Linked DNA regions of Homo sapiens: region 1 is linked to region 2. The links are chromatin contacts, found by Hi-C in ENCODE. All regions are on one chromosome and are shown on one strand. The core of a region is the stretch at or near the end of the contact, and the rest is flanking DNA. Distances in the headings are between cores, read along the strand shown. Region 1 overlaps CPVL (carboxypeptidase vitellogenic like). Region 2 has its middle 8.5 kb from the start of CREB5.

Region 1 (6,130 bases), core at 51-2,550, 690 kb before region 2:
ATATGTCTATATGTGTATGTGTAGAGGAGGACCATAGAGAAAAATCTGGAAGGGTAAACATAAGCATCTCCATGATCATCTCTAGGAAGTAGAATTTGTCGGGGAAGAGGGGCTGTTAAAAATACCTTCACTGAAGAAAAAAAAAAACCTTTAGTTAAGAATAAGTACTGTTTTTATAATAGAAAAAGTTTTAAGAAAAATTTTAAAGCTTTTTTTGTTTTGAGACGGAGTCTCGCTCTGTCGCCCAGGCTGGAGTGCAGTGGCGCTATTTTGGCTCACTGCAAGCTCCGCCTCCCGGGTTCACGCCATTCTTCTGCCTCAGCCTCCCAAGTAACTGGGACTACAGGCGCCCGCCACCACGCCCAGCTAATTTTTTGTATTTAGAGACGGGGTTTCACCGTGTTAGCAAGGATGGTTTCGATCTCCTGACCTCGTGATCCACCCGCCTCAGCCTCCCAAAGTGCTGGGATTATAGGCATGAGCCACCGCGCCCAGCCACATTTTAAAGCTTTTGAAAAAAATAAATGCATTAATTGTCTTGCTTCATACACTCTTGAATTACAACTTCAATATGGTAAATGTTTTTAAATTCCTGAATTTTGTAATGCTGTAAATGAACTAAAGTGGTCATTTCTTCATTCGGTCTTAAGTATTGCAATGTGGTTTTGTTCAGGAAGTCTTTTATTCTTTCCAAAGTTGAGAGTTGGCTAAAGGCTGCATTCTCACAATTGACAGCTGAATATATCACCCTAAGGATTGTCACATAATAACCTCATGCCATTACTGTGGACATAATTAATATTATACTGCATATCATGACATTTGATGCCATATTATATTACAAAAGTCTGCATGCTGTGACACAACTGACTCTTGGGGTTTTGGCATTGAACACATATACTTTTATTTTCCAGATCTGACTTTTATGTTTTATTACAGATAAGGGTGACATTAGTTCACAGGTTGGTTGGCCCATCAAAGTAGAAAGATGTATGTGTGGGCTTTTCTTTAAAAACAGGCTTCTTCCAGGGTTATTGAGCCTCATTCACCTCCTCCAGGAAAGTAAATCAGGAGCAAGGTCAGCTGAGGCTGGAGGTGTGTACACAGATCTTGTTATTTAAGCATTCCAAGAATGCAGTGTCCTGTGCTTCAAAGTTGCATAATAAAGATATTTGGCACTGAGGTGTTTGACTTGACTTTGTAGTGTGGGCTCTCAGGGTCAGGCTATTTTTCTGAGTCCAGAGGTCCGGTTCATTGTGCCAGGTCACAGGAAGGGACATGGAAGGCCAAGGGAGGATAGGGTGGAGGATAGGGGAGGACAGGCTGGAGACCAGAGGCCTGAGATATTTAGAGGGCAAACTCTCCATCCACCTTCAGACCCTTGGCGCCGCCTGCACATTAGAACCACCTGGGAGCTTTTGAGAAAGACTGATGAGGCCTCCTCCCCACAGACCAATGGAATTGGAATCTCTGGGATTTGGGCCTAGGCAGTAGTATAAAAATACTACTCTCCAAAAGAGAAAAGCTCTCCAAAATGTTTTAATGAGCACATTGCAGCTTCTGGGAGTTCACATGTAGTTTAGGAAGGAAGTGGGGCTGGATATCCGCTGGAATCAGTTGGACTCGCAGCATCTCACACTCCCTGGGAGGCTGGGAAGAGCAGGGGCTACCTTCCACCCAGATCCCATTGTTTTTCTACCTCTCATATGTGTAATTTGCTCCTACTGCTGAGTGAATACAAGTGGAAGGCAGTACTGGTGAGTGGATCTGAGAGGAGATAAAAATCACTTATTTAAACAAAACACAGCTCCACAGGCAGGTTGGGGCAGAGCTGGTTATTTTTATTCAGCACATTGGAGTTTACAGCATCATTTCATGTACATTTGCTCCTCAGAGCCTTCAGGCAATCCTGTGAGGCAGGCATTATGGTCATTTGACAGACGAGGAAACTGAGGGCCAGGATGGCACAGCTGTTATGTGGCCAACTGGAACCACAGCCTGTCTGGCTCCCAATTCCACGGCTCACTCTGCTTCCAAGCAGCAGCTTAAAAAGGCTGTCATTGATTTTCATTTTTTCTGCTTTGACTTATTATTATTATTATTTGAGACAGAATCTTGTTCTGTTGCCCAGGCTGAAGTGTAGTGGCATGATCTCGGCTCACTGCAACCTCTGCCTCCCAGGTTCAGGTGATTCTCCTGCCTCAGCCTCTAAAGTAGCTAGGATTACAGGCATCTGCCACCATGCCCAGCTAATTTTTGTATTTTTAGTAGAGATGCGGTTTCACCATATTGGCCAGGCTGGTCTCGAACTCCTGACCTCAGGTGATCTTGCTGCCTCGGCCTCCCAAAGTGCTGGGATCATAGGCATGCGCCACCATACCCAGCCTCTGCTTTGACTTATAAAACAAAACCCTCATTCTGTTGACTTGTTCATAGACATTTGAACACTTGAGGCAGGGGGAATAACTAGTAAAACTGATCAGGGAAGTTGTGGGCTACAGGAGCGAGAATAAAACCACCACACAGCCCACTTTCCTATTCTGTCATTTACAGATAGATTGTGTTCAAGCCATCTACAAATTCCTCGTGATTATCTATTATAGCAATAGCTAATATTTGGAGAACACATACTATACAGCTGAGGTTTATGAAAAGGAATTCATTTAATCCTCCCAGCAAGCATACAGTGTAGCTACTATTATTGATCTTTTTTCAATTTTTATTTTATTTATTATTATTATTATTTTTTTGAGACGGAGTTTCACTCTTGTTGCCCAGGCTGGAGTGCAATGGCGCAATCTTGGCTCACCGCAATGACCGCCTCCTGGGTTCAAGCGATTCTCCTGCCTTAGCCTCCCAAGTAGCTGGTATTACAGACACGTGCCACTAGGCCCAGCTAATTTTTTTGTATTTTTAGTAGAGATGGGGTTTCTCCATGTTGGTCAGGCTGGTCTCGAACTCTTGACCTCTGGTGATCCGCCCGCCTCGACCTCCCAAAGTGCTGGGATTACAGGCACGAGCCACCGTGCCTGGCCTATTGATCCCATTTTTATAGGTGGGGAAACTGAGATCCAGAGAGCTTAGGCAACTTGCCAAAAGTTACACACTGGTGGGTAGTAAAGCCTAGATTTGAATTCAAACAGTTTGGGGCAAGAGCTTCCATGCTTATTTGTTATATAATACCGCGCTGACCCCTGGAGCTTCAGGCTGCTCATCAGAGGCCTCAGTCGGACTCTTGGCTTCTACCATTTCTACCTGTTTCCTTAGTCATAATAATCATTTATATTTATTGTGCTTTTATCATACATTAGGCATTGTTCGAAGGGCTTTAATTATGTTGCTTAATTTGTTAACACTCAAGAATGAGCCCGAGAGGTGGCGCCTCATAGGAGGGGTGTGCCCCAGCTCATGGCCATTCTTCCCAGCACCTATCTTGTAGCAGGTCCCCCTGGGCCCCTTTCCAAAGCCGTGAAGGACTCTATCAGGCTCTTGGTGACTGGGAAAGTTCCTCTGTGCCCTCTGTGGCCATGGTTAGAACTCTGCTCAGCTCTTCCTGCAGGTCTTGGCGGTGGCATCCCAGTCACCTTCTCTTGAGTCAGTCTTGCCTTCTGCCTCAGCCTTCTCCCGCCATCCAGGTCAATGGAACGCATCCACTCAGACCTTCCAACAACACCTTGATTTGTCTGTATAGCCAGGCCAAGTCAGAGGTGGTGGGATTTTATTCTGGGCTGAAGCCAGGGGATCCTTGCTGACTAACCATCCAACGAGCCATGCCATCATGCAAGGGCCCACTGTTAGGTCCTGCTAGAAGCCAAGCAGGGGAGCCAAGTAGAGCTTTTTCAGGTGGTTCTGGGGGATTCGCCTGGCGACTGTGCCTTCCTCCCTTTCTAAGTCTGTTCTGGTGAGAGGGTTTCCCTTGTCATTTCCCTTGTGCACAGCTCTGCTGTCTGGCTCTGCTCCTGGCTGGATCCTTCTCAGCTTTCAGGGCTCAGGGCAGCGCTCAGACCTCATTGAAGCCTTCGCTAATCACCTTCTCCTTTTCAGCCTCCAATGACTCTTAAATCACCCATATTTCCTTTTCACACTCTCCAATCATTGTCTTTAATTATTTATTTATTTGAGACAGAGTTTCACTCTTGTTGCCCAGGCTTGAGTACAGTGGTGCTATCTCAGCTCACTGCAACCTCTGCCTCCCTGGTTCAAGGGATTCTTCTGCCTCAGCCTCCCAAGTAGCTGGGATTACAGGTACCCGCCATCACGCCCAGCTAATTTTTTGTATTTTTAGTGGAGATGGGGTTTTGCCATGTTGGTCAGGCTAGTCTTGAACTCCCGAACTAAGGTGATCCACCCGCCTTGGCCTCCCAAAGTGCTGGGATTACAGGCATGAGTCACCGCTCCCAGCCTTGTCTTTATTTCTTACTTACTGCCTATATTGCCCATGCAATTCTAAGTTCCAAGAGGACATGCGTTTTCTTCTTCACTCAGTGTTCTGTGTACTTAGCTCCCGGCGCTATGCCTGGCCCATAATGGGTGCTCAATAAATACACATTGAATGAAATAGTTGAAAAGGTCTCTGTCATTGAAGGTGATGGTATTGACACTACGGCCAGTAGCTCATTTTCAACATCACCGCCCTGCCAATACCCTTTTCTAGTTTATGTCTCCCACATCTCCTAAATAAATCTGTACCTTGTTCAGGGTTTTGTCGTTGTTATTTGCGTTGGCTAAAGGCCCCTGGGGCTGTCTGCTCCTCCTCATTTTTCCACCATGTTGAATGAAGTTGTCCTGGTCCCTATGGACACATTCTTTTTTTTTTTTTTTTTTTTTTTTTGAGACAGAGTCTCGCTCTGTCACCCAGGCTGGAGTGCAGTGGTGCAATCTTGGCTCACTGCAACCTCCGTCTCCAGGGTTTGAGCGAGTCTCCTGTCTCTGCCTCCCAAGTAGCTCGGATTACAGGCATGTGCCACCACGCCTGGCTAACTTTTTGTATTTTTAGTAGAGACAGGGTTTCACTATGTTGGCCAGGCTGGTCTTGAACTCCTGACCCCAGGTGATCTGCCTGCCTCGGCCTCCCAAAGTGCTGGGATTACAGGCGTGAGCCACCGCGACCAGCTGTGAACACGTTCTTAGTGAGTAAAATCAGAAAGGCGTTTGGGCTCTCAGTGCAGAAGGGAAGGTGTCACTGAGAATGGATTCTTTGTTGTGCCTCTGTTGGGAATATGTGTGTTAAATGGAAGAGTCCCAAATTTTAGTTTAAACAGCTAAAAATATATAACCATGCCCCAGGCAGTATGCTAGATGTCTGGCAGCATGCACAAGCCAAGCATCTACATTTAAGGAGCTTTCTGTCTCTTGTTGGGAAAAGACTTGACTGCATGATAAGAAGACACCAGCATATGAGGCACAGCCTCATTCAAAGAACCAAAGATGATCAGTACTTTGCTCATAGTGGAGAGTGGTTACTGAGGTCTGGGGAGGTTTTGTAGGATTTAGTCACAGCCCTGTAACACAGAGAGGATTTGGGTAAGTTTGCTTGTGTGTGTTCTGTAGCCTTAAGTGAGTGTTCTGTGTGGTCACTGGTTTTACTGTTTCCTCTAGATACAGCCAGAAGATGCCCCAGTAGTTCTCTGGCTACAGGGTGGGCCGGGAGGTTCATCCATGTTTGGACTCTTTGTGGAACATGGGCCTTATGTTGTCACAAGTAACATGACCTGTAAGTATCCCTTGCACTGTATTTCCTATAGAATCTTTCATCTGAGCCTCATACCTGCTCCAAAACTAATTTAGAGTAAACACTGAACCACTATGAATAGCTTAACCGTTCCAGATTATCAAAACACAACTTTCTGGCAATATCCATCCGAGAAGGAGGAGCCTCGGGGTGAGTGTCCTGACTGGGCTGCTTTCTCCCTTGAAATTTGGGTGAAAAGTTCTAATCCGCTTTCTTGCAGTCTGCTGCTGACTCAAGCATTCTGGGTTTGCAAAACAGTTGGTATTTATTACTATTTGGGACAGCTCTTTGCAGTGGACTAATGGGTGGAATTATATTCTTAATTACTCACATGAACTAAACACTTTATGGTTCAGTCACACTCATTATCTGATAACTTGGAAGCAAGACGCTATTCCC
Region 2 (6,453 bases), core at 137-2,636:
AAAAATTAGCTGGGTGTGGTGGTGGGTGCCTGTAATCTCAGCTACTCGAGAGGCTGAGGCAGGAGAATCGCTTGAATCTGGGAGGCGGAGGTTGCAGTGAGCTGAGATCACACCATTGCACTCCAACCTGGGTGACAAGAGCGAAACTCTGTCTCAAAAAAAATAAAAGGAAAAAAGAAAAAAAAGAATTGTGTTTGGCACAGGGCAAGTACTATGGAAGCACTCACTCTCTTTTTATTAATAAAGGTATTTTGGCTAATGCTGTGATAGGTGGGCATTTGGTGATTTTTTTTTTTTTACAAACTTAACTAAATAAATGAAAAGGGAACCTTTACCCCATAATTCCCCCAGCCCCACATTGCCTTCTGCATGTGTCATCTGGACCAAGCAGCCCTCTCATCTGTCAAATGCGCTGGCAGAGCCCCTGTGTTTGTGGACTCACATTTCTGCCTCATGCTCACTCAGTCTCTCCCAGGATTTCTCAGAGCCAGAGTTTCATGGAGGCTGCAGTTGCTGAGAGCAGCTATGCAAGAGCATCTCTAAGGGTGCCTCCACTGGCGGTGGCCATGGCCTGGGGCATTTGCCCCCTGGGGTGCCAGCACCACCACTAGGAATGCCCTCTCACCCACCAGGACTCCATCCATTGTGGCCTGTCAGACGTGTGGAGACAGGGGCGCTTACACCAGAACCAAGGTAAACTGGCTGGGGTACCACCCACCCAAGATTCTCCCGATGCTCATCCCATTTCCCTCCACAGAACAGGAGTATAGGCTGGACACAGCCAACCCCCGAGGTACCATTGGCGGTGGCAGAGAGGTTGGACCTATGCAGAGCTGACTGGCACCTGCAGTGACCAATGAGAATAGATGAGACCCCTGGGAGACCTTTAGTTGCTGGATCCTGGGCAGTGGAAGGGAGAGGACTAGGCAGCTGGGCCAGTGGGGAAGCACTAGGTATTTACCAACTCCCATGGAAGAATTTTAGTATTTTAAGACATTTACAGCCTTACTAGTGCTTAATCAGGCCTGAATAAAACCATCCCAAGAGGCCTCAGATGGGAAGAAATTCTTTAGCTCTGTACTTTGGGTTCAGTCATTTCTCCAACATTCGGCAAACATTAGCAGATCTGCCCAGTGCTGAAGTCAGAAAACAAAAAATGGTCTCTTTCTTCCCAGCTCCTAGGCTCCCAAAGAACTTCTCAAACTTAGTGGAGTAAGCAAAAAACACCCAGGCAACTTATTAAAGTCAGTTTCTTGAGTCAGACGTCCCCAGGGATTTTAGTTCCAAGGTTTGGCATTGGGTCCAGGATTCTGCATTTGTGATTCTGATGCAAGCGTCTGGGGAACTCCCCACCTACCACCACCACACACACATCCTTTGAGTGACTCTAGTTTAATGAATTCATAGATGGGCAGGGATCCAGGAGGAAGCTGATGACGGAGAAGAAAAGAGGTCAGCCTGAGACACTCAAAAATATGACCCAAAGTTCATATGCTTGAGATCAAGGCCAGGCGCAGTGGCTCACACCTGTAACCACAGCTCTTTGGGAGGCTGAGACGGGAGGATAACTTGAGCCTGGGAGTTCGAGACCAGCTTGGGCAACATAGACAGCCTGAGCGTCTCTACAAAAAGTTTTTAAAAATTAGCCAGGCATGGTGGTGTGCACCTGTGGTCTCAGCTACTCAGGAGGCTGAGATGGAAGGATTGTTTGAACCCAGGAGGATCAAGGCTGCGATGAGCAGTGACTGCGCCACAGCACTCCAGCATGGATGATAGAGTGAGACCCTGTTTCAAAAAAAGGAAAAGAGACCAATCCTCTAGCAGCTTCCCAAAAAGATGAACATATCCCTAGAGAAGGCTTCTCCTCATCCCTTCTGCCCACATCACTCAGAGTGACCTTTTCCCACTTCCAAAATTTTATTTTAGGCTTTTCTTAACTAAATTAACAGTGATGGGGAAAGGGATGCTGCTGAAGCCCATTTTGTGGTTAAACATCTAGCTATCGTCCCATTGGGAAGTTTCCATCCCTTCTAAAATGGGTCTTCACCAGGTTTCTTCATTACCTTATTTGAAGGGATAAAGATTTCCAAATAAATGAAACTGCAAAATGCATCCAAAACTGTGAAAACCACAACACTGTTAACTAACATTTACCAAGCATTTGCTCTGTGCCAACCCTTGAGCTAAGGGATTTATGTGCATTTTCTCTGTTAATCTTCACAACTCTGTGAGGCAGCTGGAACCTTACTCTTAGAAAGGCTGAGTAACTTACCCAGAATTGCACAGCTGGGGCATGGCAGAGATGAGAAAAGAACCCACATTGCTGTTGCCTGTCCCAGTGCCTGCCTGAAGGCACCCCATACTTTGGTAGTCCTGAGCACAAGTTGGTTTGAGGATGCAAGAATCAGGAAAGTTGAGAACAAGCCAGAGATTGGCAGTGAGTAGGAAAAGCCACCAGCCTCCATGCAAACTCTGTGCCTGGTTAATCAAAAGCCATTCCAGACAGACAGGACTGGCTTCATGGCCTGTGATACCTGGTCACACAGGGCCTCATCTCATGCTCAGAATGGTCCCATATTTGGTTTAAGGCTCACTGTCACCATCTTGAAATTCTTAATAATTTTATCTTTGAACTTATGCTTTATAAAAGAAGCCTGGTGGAGCATGTGCATGAGGAGGTTGGTGATCACGGCATGTCTGCTGTTTCTTGCTCATGATGCCTCAGGAGCACCAAATTCCAGTGGACCCAAGGTGCATGGAAATCCAGCAAGACTCAAATCAAATACAAGGTAAATTCATGATCTCTCTGACTGAGTGGGATGGGAGAGGAGAGGTGAGGCTGACAGCCCTGAGAGGTCACGCTTTCCTTTCAAACCAGAACTTTCTTGGGATGCAAAAAAAACCAATGGCATCCCAAGAAACATAAACAACCAAGAACCCTATCTTACCTGCATTAGGCCCCTGTGTTAGGCAACCACATACACTGAAAATGATGACATAGAAGGCAAGAGAAAGATAGGGCGGCCCATAGTTCTTTTTCTTTTCCATCTTTCCTCATCACAAGTAAACAGAAAGCAGAGAGTTGGCAGAACGTGTGCACATCAAGAAGTGAAATAAAGGTGGTTGAGCTTGTTTTGTACAGTGTATCCACGTTCTGGTAAGAACAAAATACATATGTATGTACGGGCCATGACATACAAATTATGGGATTTGAGTGATTTCACATACAAGTTAAGTGATCTTATATTTACATTTAAAACTAGCAGTGCAGGATGTAAAGATGAACAGTAAAATTAATGCTAATAATGTAACATTTTAATTTTTTGCTATTTAAAGTGACATTAAATAGCAAATAAAACATACCATGACAAGTCAAGAGACTGACTTTGCAAGAGAGAAAAAACTTTCTATTTATTATCTTCGGTGGCACTTTTCCCTTGCCTTTTAAACAAGAGGCCCTGCATTTTCAGTTAGCACTGGATTCAAAAATTATGTGTCAGGTGCTGCCCACAGACATATGATTGACAGGATCCACCAGACCCCCAGCTCCATGCTCACATGCTGAGAGGAAAGGCAGCAGACAGCAAGAGATTTGACAGCCGTAGCCTTGTCACTTACTAGGTGTGTGATCAGGGCCAATTTTTTTTTACCTCTCTGAAGTTCAGATTCTTCATCTACAAAATGGAGATAATATCAGCATCTATCTCCTAGGATACTGCAAGGATTCAGTGAGTTAATATATGTAACATGCTTAAAACAATGTCTGACACTAGTAGTTACTGAAAAAATAGTCTTAGATATTATTATGCCCTGTAAGGTTTTGGGGAGAATTTAATAAAATAATTCATGTCAAGTGCTTAGCCCTGTGCCTGGCATTTAGAATGTGCTCAATAAATATTAGTTACATAAAATTGCATATAAGATGTAATATTGAAGTTCTGTGGGTTAGATGGAGGAATCAATCCAACTGGCCCTGAGTCCAGTTTTTGAGTCTTAGCATAAGCCAGCTGTATTTGAAGGAGATGGTACCTTTAGGTTAACAAATCTGCACTGAGTCTGTGGGCAACAGAGCAATTTTATACAAGCTGATGTTCTAGTTGAAGCCATCACACTTTACCCTTCCAGTCTTGACATACAAATGCATTTTTACACCAGTGGTTGTATAATTATTAACCCTAGTATGATTTAGTTTTCAGAATCACATCTTGAAATCCTAACAGGTGTAACTCAAAAATGCCATGCTCTTGGATTGGAGGTGCAGGTGCGTATCAACTTTGAAATGTTGTTTAACAAGAGACAACTAGACTGTAAAAATTTTCTCCCATGCTGTAGATTGCCTATACACTCTGATGGTAGTTTCTTTTGCTGTGCAGAAGCTCTTTAGTTTAATTAGATCGCATTTGTCAATTTTGGCTTTTGTTGCCATTGCTTTTGGTGTTTTAGTCATGAAGTCCTTGCCCATGCCTATGTCCTGAATGGTATTGCCTAGGTTTTCTTCTAGGGTTTTTATGGTTTTAGGCCTAACATTTAAGTCTTTAATCCATCTTGAATTAATTTTTGTATGAGGTGTAAGGAAAGGATCCAGTTTCAGCTTTCTACATATGGCCAGCCAGTTTTCCCAGCACCATTTATTAAATAAGGAATCCTTTCCCCATTGCTTGTTTTTGTCAGGTTTGTCAAAGATCAGATGGTTGTAGATGTGTGGTATTATTTCTGAGGGCTCTGTTCTGTTCCATTTGTCTATATCTCTGTTTTGGCACCAGTACCATGCTGTTTTGGTTACTGTAGCCTTGTAGTATACAGCTTGAAGTCAGGTAGCGTGATGCCTCCAGCTTTGTTCCTTTGGCTTAAGATTGTCTTGGCAATGCGGGCTCTTTTTTGGTTCCACATGAACTTTCAAGTAGAGGGTTAATATCCAGAATCTACAAAGAACGTAAACAAATTTACAAGAAAAAAATCAAAGAACCCCATCAAAAAGTGGGTGAAGGATATGAACACACACTACTCAAAAGAAGACATTTATGCAGCCAACAGACACATTAAAAAATGCTCATCATCACTGGCCATCAGAGAAATGCAAATCAAAACCACAATGAGATACCATCTCACACCAGTTGGAATGGTGATCATTAAAAAGTCAGGAAACAACAGGTGCTGGAGAGGATGTGGAGAAATAGGAACACTTTTACACTGTTGGTGGGACTGTAAACTAGTTCAACCATTGTGGAAGACAGTGTGGTGATTCCTCAGGGATCTAGAACTAGAAATACCATTTGACCCAGCCATCCCATTACTGGGTATATACCAAAAGGATTATAAATCATGCTGCTATAAAGACACAAGCACATGTATGTTTATTGTGGCACTATTCACAATAGCAAAGACTTGGAACCAACCCAAATGTCCATCAATGATAGACTGGATTAACAAAATGTGGCACTATACACCATGGAATACTATGCAGCCATAAAAAAGGATGAGTTCATGTCCTTTGTAGGAACATGGATGAAGCTGGAAACCATCATTCTCAGCAAACTATCGCAAGGACAGAAAACCAAACACCGCATGTTCTCACTCATAGGTGGGAATTGAACAATGAGAACACTTGGACACAGGATGGGGAACATCACACACCGGGGCCTGTCGTGGTTGGGGAAAGGGGAGAGGGATAGCATTAGGAGATATACCTAATGTAAATGACGAGTTAATGGGTGCAGCACACCAACATGGCGCATGTATACATATGTAACAAACCTGTACGTTGCGTACCTGTACCCTAGAACTTACATTATAAAAAAATAAAAAATTAAAAAAATTAATTAATTAAAAAAAAAATAACAATAGACAGCTAGATCACCTGGTTTAAGCTTGGGGAACCTCATCTGGAAGACCATTGGCTGCTAATGGCTTGACCTGGTTCTATAGGGAATTATTGTATTCACTACTCTATAAAATTTAATGTTTTCTCTTGAACCTGGCTGAAAATCAAAAGCTTCACCTATCTCAAAGAGTATTAGCATGTTAACATCCCTATAAAAGTTGCTCTTATCTTAATGTGTTTTTCTTTCTTTGAAAGCGACTCGATTAAAGGAAAAACTACTTAGTCTTTATTTTTTCTGCTTTGAGATTAAGTGAAAGAGATTGACACCTGCTCTGAATAATGACCCAGAATAATAGTGCCGTGTCAGCACACTCCAAAAATTTTAGTCATTTCCTTAAGATCAATGGTAAGTGGAAAGTAATGGTTTAACAATAATTAGGAATGTTTTATATACAGGGAAGTTTCATTTAGACTAAAACATTATTGATATCCCATAAATTAATATTGAGCATCATCTCACATGAACTGATATTTCACATAGCACTTCTTTTTGTATCATCATTAACCACATATTTAACTCATGTACTGCCGATGGGGAAGGTTATTCTCATCTCTTTAGGGGCATTTATAAG

What was found. A loop is a pair of places that touch in the nucleus more often than their neighbours do. Pooled maps may share reads with other maps.
Region 1: a loop to region 2 is called in a pooled map, with 2.6 times the contacts of the local background. The contact joins two enhancer-like sites. A Hi-C loop is called at or near these places in 2 of 168 maps with a recorded cell type or tissue (IMR-90 and chondrocyte) and 6 of 50 pooled maps.

Annotation. Positions count from the first base shown.
Region 1 is chr7:29,095,686-29,101,815 of GRCh38, reverse strand. CPVL (carboxypeptidase vitellogenic like) reads left to right here. Exons shown (of 13, transcript NM_031311.5): 4 at 5,599-5,713. Among named protein-coding and RNA genes, the nearest start is that of CPVL-AS1, 18 kb to the right of the region's middle. Within about 2 kb of position 1,300, at least 3 of the 41 ENCODE cell types and tissues checked have a DNase peak (open chromatin) inside an H3K27ac peak, as active enhancers do.
Region 2 is chr7:28,400,769-28,407,221 of GRCh38, reverse strand. It overlaps a transcript of CREB5 not described here. Among named protein-coding and RNA genes, the nearest start is that of CREB5, 8.5 kb to the left of the region's middle. Within about 2 kb of position 1,386, at least 2 of the 41 ENCODE cell types and tissues checked have a DNase peak (open chromatin) inside an H3K27ac peak, as active enhancers do.